Linked DNA regions of Homo sapiens: regions 1 and 2 are each linked to region 3. A link is a loop called in an ENCODE intact Hi-C map of the cell type or tissue named here. Cell type or tissue: GM12878. All regions are shown on one strand.

Region 1 (2,500 bases), 99 kb before region 3:
TTCTGTGCCACACCCAGGTGCTGTAATCTCTTACTTGGTTTCCTTGCCTCTTGTAAGGTATTTTCATGCATGGATAGTTGTTCAAATCAGTGTTTCTGTGGGAGGCATGAGTGCTGGAAAATTCAATTCCACCATCTTGCCAACATTTTTTCACATAAGTTTTCTTAATATTGCTAATGGTCTTTATAACTTTGTAATTGATTTATTTTCCTGTTCGGAGTGTTAAAATGTACAGTGATAGAAAATGATGGTAGATTGGAAAGACTTCATCTAAAGATGTGAGAAATTAAACGGAATTTTATGCATTCACCAGATATTAATTATATAGCTGCTCTGTGCAAGGTGCATAATAAATGAATATTTACCAAGGACATTTATATTTTAGAATGATCTAGATATTGTATGACATTGATTGGAATGTCGTTTATTTGAGTGGACAACATTACTCGAGCCATGCTAAAAGGATTTCCTGGGAGAAATGAATCTATTGCTTGAGTTTGAGAAAAGCAGTCTTGATTTAGTGGAGATATAGTGGAAAGAACCTTTTCTAAGGATGGGAAGAATGGCAACAAAATAGAGAAATGAAAGTTGTAAAAGGGCTAAATGAAGCATGCACTTACAGCTTAGAAGCTTTGCCCTAATTGACTTTACATAAGACAATATATTTAATGTTGTGAAAAATGGGGTTAATGAAATAATGATGTTAGGGAGGCACTGTACTGAAAAGCTTTAAAGACCATGGCTAGGAAGTCAACAAGACAATAGTTGAGAGACTGATTTTTACACTCTTTTCTTTATGTTTAGACCAATCTTCTGGAGTGGCAATGTTTTCCGCTTTGAGTTGTTAATTAGATCATCTTAATTAAGGATCAAAAATGTGAAGGACAATATATAGTATTCTTAAGAAAAGCAACTCATCTACTCTCAGTGCCCAGTGAAGTGCCTGGAATGTGATATTTGCTCAATAAGCAAGGAATGTTCAGATGAATGACAGGTCCCTAGCAAGTTCAACTCTTCACTTTCCTGAGCATTTATTGCACTACTCATTGTTGATCATAAATTCCTCTTTAACTGAATAATCACTGCTCCTTATATGTTGAAATCTCACCCTTGACCAATTCACAGAAACTCAGAAACTTTCCAAAATAGGAATAGTCCATCTGAACGGTGGTAAACAAGATACTAAAGTTTGCATAATGGAAAACAAATGATGCATAAAAGCTGTGTGCAATGACTTAGAAAGAAAAAAAAACGACAATTTTTAACCTACATCTGCTTCTTTAACTATTTTGGCATGTGAGAATCAGAGTCATGCAGGCATACAAATATTAGCACATCAGAAGACTGCCACATGTCTGCTCAGATGCCTTTTTGGTATACCTCTATGCTGCAGAATAGACTCAAAATAGCAAAAAGCAAGTCAATGTTGTCATATTTGAAATGACTGAAGGTAGTTTTGAACTTTCTCACTGAAGCAACTGTCATGGGGTTAAAGACTTCTACCAAGGCTGCAATGAACCATAAAATCATCCCCACATCTGACATATGGTTCATAACTGAGGTTGAACACCCATCAAAGATCACAAAGTGATATTTGACAGCAAATACTTTTGTGATATCATTTGTTTGGATTTTTAAGAGTGAACATATATATTATTAATATTCCCTTTCCTTTGTGTTTATTGCCTTCCCATACATTTTTTAGGAGTTTGAAAGAAAAACTTCAGAAAAATACAACGATAAGTGTCAATAAATTTTCTGAAGAGAGTTTAAAGACATAGTTAAAAAATTTTTTTTTTTTTTTGATGGAGTCTCACTCCGTCACCCAGATGGGAGTGCGGTGGCATGATCTAGGCTCATTGCAACCACCACCTCCCAGGTTCAAGTGATTCTTCTGCCTCAGCCTCCCAAGTAGCTGGTATTACAAGCATGCACCACCATGTCCAGCTAATTGTATTTTTAGTAGAGATGACGTTTTGCCATGTTGGCCAGGCTGGTCTTGAACTCCTGACCTCAAGTGATCTGCCCGCTTTGGCCTCCCAAAGTGCTGGGATTACAGGTGTGAGCCACCATGCCTGGCTGTGATGTGATCTTGGCTCATTGCTTCCCTCCTGGTTTCCAGCCATTCTCCTGCCTCAGCCTCACGAGTAGCTGGGATTACAGGCATGCACCAGCACGCCCAGCCAATTTTTGTATTGTTAGCAGAGATGGGATTTCACTATGTTGGCCAGGCTGGTCTCGAACTGCTGACCTCAGATGATCCGCCTGCCTTGGCCTCCCAAAGTGCTGGGATTACAGGTGTGAGCCACCATGCCCGGAAAGATTTCTTAAATAAAAAATTGTCTCTTGTCACAGACATGGATGTTCTTCCAGTTATTGAGTAAAAGGAGACTGCTGACACCACCACAACCACATCAACAATACTGACAATAGCAGAGAACAACCACGTTTTATAGATGCAGCAAGTGAGGCTGGTGAAGGGTAAATAGCAAAACCAAGG
Region 2 (2,500 bases), 63 kb before region 3:
CCTGAATAGTTGAGTGCCCTGTGCCTAATTATGTTGCAAATCAGGTGTCAGACTCTGAACTGGGACCCAGATCTCCATCCAATTTCCACTCCCAGTAGTTTTGCTACTGTATCAGTGTTTCCTGGAATTGCTTTGTAGTGTCCATAAAGTATATGGAAATTTAAGAAACTTCTAGGGTCTTGGTGCAAATCTGAGAGAGTAACATTTGGGAAGATAGAATGTTTTCTGTGTTTCCTGGTGGAAAGGAGTCTGACTTGCACAGCCACCCTCAACTACTTACACATGCAATTATGTGTGCGTTGTCATAGTAACAGAGTACTTTATAGATGGAGACAATACAATTATTTAGAGGGATGAACCTCAGAGAATTAGGTCAAAGTGACAGGATCTCTTTGTGCTTGGAGTCATAAATTGAAATTCGATTTTTTTTTTTTTGGCAGGGGGATTCCAAGAGAGATTTTTGTAAATGTCAAATAGTCGACCTCATGCTGGGCAGAACGCTGTATTTCAGTATACAGGGAAGATAAAGAAAGAGGTAGAGAAGAGATTGTCCTGTTTTCAGGAGTTTATAACCCAGTTATTGAGTTAGGACACAGAGTAATAATAAAATTGAATATTCCGATCATGATTCACAATTTGTAGGACAAATTCTAATTTATTATTCAACTTAATCATCTTAAATTAAGTAGGATTAGCACTCCCATTTTACAGATGACGACTTAAGGGTTGAGGAAATTGAGTGCTTTAGATAAGGTTAAAGGGAAATGAGAGAACAACGTGTTTTCCTATGGCTGGTATCTGGAAATACTGGAACCGAGCGTTCTGATTATGTGAAGAAAGTGGTCGGTTTGGCTTGCTGGGGATTGGAGTAATATCTTAGAACAGAGCTTCTCAAAACTCAGTGTGAACAGGATTCCCCTGGGGGCCTTGTTAAAATGCAAATTCTGATTCTGGAAGTCTAGGGAGAGTTTTCTTTCTAGCAAGCTTGTAGTTGATGGCGATGACACTGATCTGGGGTCACACTTTTAGTATCATGGCTTCAGAATAGCAGAGTGACAACAGTTGTACCCATATTGGTGACAACGGAACTTACCGGTCACAACTGAAAGCAGCTTTTGCAGAGAAACTCAATATGGGAAAATTAACCTTTTTCATAACTGGAGTAAATGTGAGCTGTGGCTAGCAGAATGGGCCACTGAGCAGAAGAGCTAATAGAGTGAAATGCCCAAACCACAGGTGGGGGTGCCTAGGCATTGAGCTACTGGGAAAAACCTGAGCCATTTCCTTCCAGGGCAACCGTGATTTGTACTTGTTGATGTGGCTATCTGAGTGGTCACGTCCTGCCTGCCTTTCTAGCACAAGTGGGGGCTGCCATTGTCCCTGACCTGGCTGCCTGCCAATTCCTGGGAGAGCCTTCTGTCTTTCCCACCTCCTTCCCCACCCCAACAGCTAAATGATAAACCAGGTAATATCCAAAGAGGCCTCCCCTCCCACTCCTAGGTGTATCATGACTTGGCCCTACCCTGCTGGCTGCTCCAAGCATTTCCTGGGACTGACCTCTGGCCTACTTCTGTCGGGAGCTGGCCCTCCCCAGGGCAGATGAGCCAAGTGCACTCCCTGCTGCCACACCTGAGCATCTGCACCTAGCCGCTCACACCTGGGCACCTGCACCTGAGCACCTGTGGCTGGCTCTTCCCCCAACTCCCAAAGGTGGGTGAGGCAGATGCCCATGCAGTGGTGATCAGTTTACGGTCTCTCTTTTCTGATTTCTCTTAACCTCAAACATTAGGTGAAAGGCAGAAAGCTAGCCTAGGATTGAACGGCAAATAGCCTCTTCACCAGGTCTGATCTGCAAAGGAAAATTTGAGCCCTGCAGGCGGGAAGGATTTGGATTCTGAAATTTCTCTTAAAGTTGGAAGGCTGCAGTGCAAGGCCCAATGCACAGGGCTCAAGACAAGCATATTTAGACACCCTCCTTTGAACTCAAATGGGTTTCCCAGGGCAGGCCTCCTGTTTTGGGCCATGGCTGCTTCTGGGTTGGCCAGGTGTGATCCATACTTAGGCTTTTTGCTCACAGTGCTGGAAGCAGGGAAGAAAAGTGAAGGGAGCAGAAAGCAGGTTCAGAACAAAGCTCTTCTCAAATTTCAGATGACTTTCTAAGGAGATTTTAGGCTCCCAGGGGCAGAATGCTTTGCATATAGACAACTTGCAAATGAGCAGTCTGTTTGACTAGACAGAGTGCTACAGTTCTGCTTAAAAAAAAGTGCCAATGCATTTCTAATTTCACATTGTTTTTACATAAATTTGCACATTAGGCTTGAGAGGTTTTATATTCAAGTATCGGAATGATTCACAATTAATTAGTACCCTTAACTTCAGCTATATTCAAATCCAGACACTGAAAGTATCTAAATATATAAAAATCATTCTCAGGAAACAACAGGTGCTGGAGAGGATGTGGAGAAATAGGAACACTTTTACACTGTTGGTGGGACTGTAA
Region 3 (2,500 bases):
CTCAGACTTGCAGTGAGCCACACCATTTTCCCTGGTTCTCCAGCTTGCAGATGGTGTATCGGGGGACTTAGTCTCCATAATCTAGTGAGCCAATTCTCCTAATAAAGATCTTCTTATATCTCTCTCTATATATGCTATTAATAACGTCTCTGAGGAGAACTCTGACTAAAGAGGTAGATACTATTACTCTGCACATATTAGAGAGGAGGGAAGTGAGGTGCAGGTTCAATAACTTGCTGAAGGTCAGTCATAGATGCTAAGTGACAGCACCTGGGCATGAACTTTGCAGCCTGGTGAGAGTCCATGCTGTATTTCCTTAATAAATGAGTGAAGAAAACATCATGTTCTTTCTTCTCAGTGCAAATAAATTTTAGAAAATTATAGTCATTTTTACTTTACTTGCCACTTTAAAATACGCTCACTGCATTACAATACCTGGAATGCATATTTCTGAGGCATATATTGTTATTTCTCAGCAGTATTTTCACTTCAAGGGCCCACATGGGGAGTGGCTACATCAAAATCACATGACTCCTAGTAGGTGGTGGCAATCAGGAGGACTGAAAATTAAGACTAAGGAGTTCAGTTCCAAATTCATTCCTCCTTCTCATTCCCAGATAATCAGTTGTGAAATACCAGCAATAACTTATTACACTTTAACTTCATTTCAGCTCAACTTAGTCTGCTGAGTTTCTAAAGATGGCAGCAATCCTGGGTGGGTACCTATAGCGAATCACTCACACCAACACCATTTGAGAAGACAGGACCAGCGCGGGCAGTGTGAAGGCTAGTAAGAACAGTAGTCTGTGCCGGAGATTGTAAACTGGTGACTTCGGGCCAAGCATGGTGACTTCAGGCATATAGCTGTGTTTAGTTAAGCCAGCTGAGTGTTTCACTTTTTAAAAATTAGCTGCCAATGTTTAAAAATTCACACACATTCAGATTTCCTTCTTCTTAGGAAACATCAGACGATCTGGCAATCTTGGGTTCTCACTGCTAATGCCAACAATGGATTGGACCTGAAGGCAGCTGCCCTGTTGAGATGTGTCATTCATTCTTCAAGTCTGACTAGCCCTGACCACGCACCATTTTCTTGCAGCTCCCTGAATTGGCTTATTTTGTGTATTAACGGAACAATGATTAGCAGTCAAGTTTGTGATTCCTGCCTATGCAAAATTTTCTGTTCTTTAATCTTGTGAAAAAGAAATCTCTGTCACATGATTAATCAATTCCAGTGTTGCATGATTAGATTTCAGACTGAAAGCTGTGTAAGAAAGGGAAAAGAACTTGGACTTTGGAGTCAGGAAACTCTAGGTTCAAATTTAGACCCTGTAAATTATTCACGTATAACCACTGAAAAGTTTCTTTCTCTCTTTGACCATTGTTTTCTTCCTGTGTAAAGTATAAAAAAAGACCATGTGGCAGAGAACTATGAGTACATATCTGGCATCCAACAGATGCCAGGTTTCTTCAACCTTTGCTATGACAAGTGTCACTAAAGAATCTGGAAAAAGACTTTGACTTTATTCTCAACAATTTCGGTCTGATAAGGGGGACAGACTAGTGTCCCATTATCTACGATGTTAACTTTGATCACCTGCTTATTGTGGATTTTTGCCAGGTTTCGCCACTGTAAAGTTACTATTTCCCTTTTTGTGATTAGTAAATAATTTGTTGGGAGCTATTTAGAGACATTGCAAATACCTTATTCTTCTTCAACCTTTACCCAATAGTTTAAAGATTCATAAATGGTTTTTGCCTGAATAAATTATTATGATAGTGGCCAAAAAATACCTGACCCTGGTTTTGGAAGTCAGGGAGCATAATCAGTATTTTCCAAGAAAGAGCCTGGGAAGGCCTCCCCCCGCCACCCCCATCCCCCGGACTGCAGGACATCATTGTTGGTATCCCTGCAATGAAAGAAATCCATTCTGCTATTCATCTTACTTTAATGCCTTGGGACTGAGTCAGGGAAGGTGTCTTGTCCTCTACGTATGATGGGGTAGACAGGAAGACATGGGGTCTTTCATTTCTGTGGTTGGACATGGTGAACTGACTTTCGTGGAGAATACACATAGTCAGAAACTGCAAAAATGCAAGATGCATGTTGCACTGGCATACCTGCGTTACTCCTTTAGAAACAATGAGTGCCCCATTCATCTCTGATCACAACCATTCATCTCTGATCAGAACTTCCATCCATCACCCTCCCTCTCCCTCACATTGCCTTGGCCAAACTGGCCTCCTCACTGTTTCTCAAACAGGTTGTGCACATTTCTGCCTCAGGGCCTTTGCACTGGCTGTTTTAGCTGATGGGAATCCTTTTCTCTACATATCCACATGGCTCTTCCCTTACTTCCTTACAATCTTTCCTCATTTGAGAAAGGCCTACTTTGACTACTCATTTAAAATTGCAGCACTCTCTCTCTAGGATTCCTTTTATCCTGAATAATTTTTTTTTCGGCTGCTCTATAGATAGAGCTGGGCTATCCCATAGGCA

The links. Peaks named below come from ENCODE experiments on the same cell type or tissue, not always from the same donor. Only the 100,000 strongest peaks of a DNase experiment are listed, where the experiment ranks them.
Region 1: it touches region 3 in a loop (6-fold over the local background); 2 of 110 quality-filtered maps call a loop at or near these places.
Region 2: it touches region 3 in a loop (1.9-fold over the local background); 2 of 110 quality-filtered maps call a loop at or near these places.

The regions. Positions count from the first base shown.
Region 1 is chr13:103,030,358-103,032,857 of GRCh38, forward strand. No RefSeq gene overlaps it. Among named protein-coding and RNA genes, the nearest start is that of SLC10A2, 35 kb to the right of the region's middle. In GM12878, no CTCF peak of the experiment used is centred here; DNase peaks (open chromatin) are centred at 566 and 1,344; H3K27ac peaks cover 2,500 bases.
Region 2 is chr13:103,066,858-103,069,357 of GRCh38, forward strand. No RefSeq gene overlaps it. Among named protein-coding and RNA genes, the nearest start is that of SLC10A2, 1.7 kb to the left of the region's middle. In GM12878, no CTCF peak of the experiment used is centred here; a DNase peak (open chromatin) is centred at 1,024; H3K27ac peaks cover 766 bases.
Region 3 is chr13:103,129,695-103,132,194 of GRCh38, forward strand. No RefSeq gene overlaps it. Among named protein-coding and RNA genes, the nearest start is that of SLC10A2, 65 kb to the left of the region's middle. In GM12878, no CTCF peak of the experiment used is centred here; a DNase peak (open chromatin) is centred at 1,287; H3K4me3 peaks cover 502 bases; H3K27ac peaks cover 998 bases.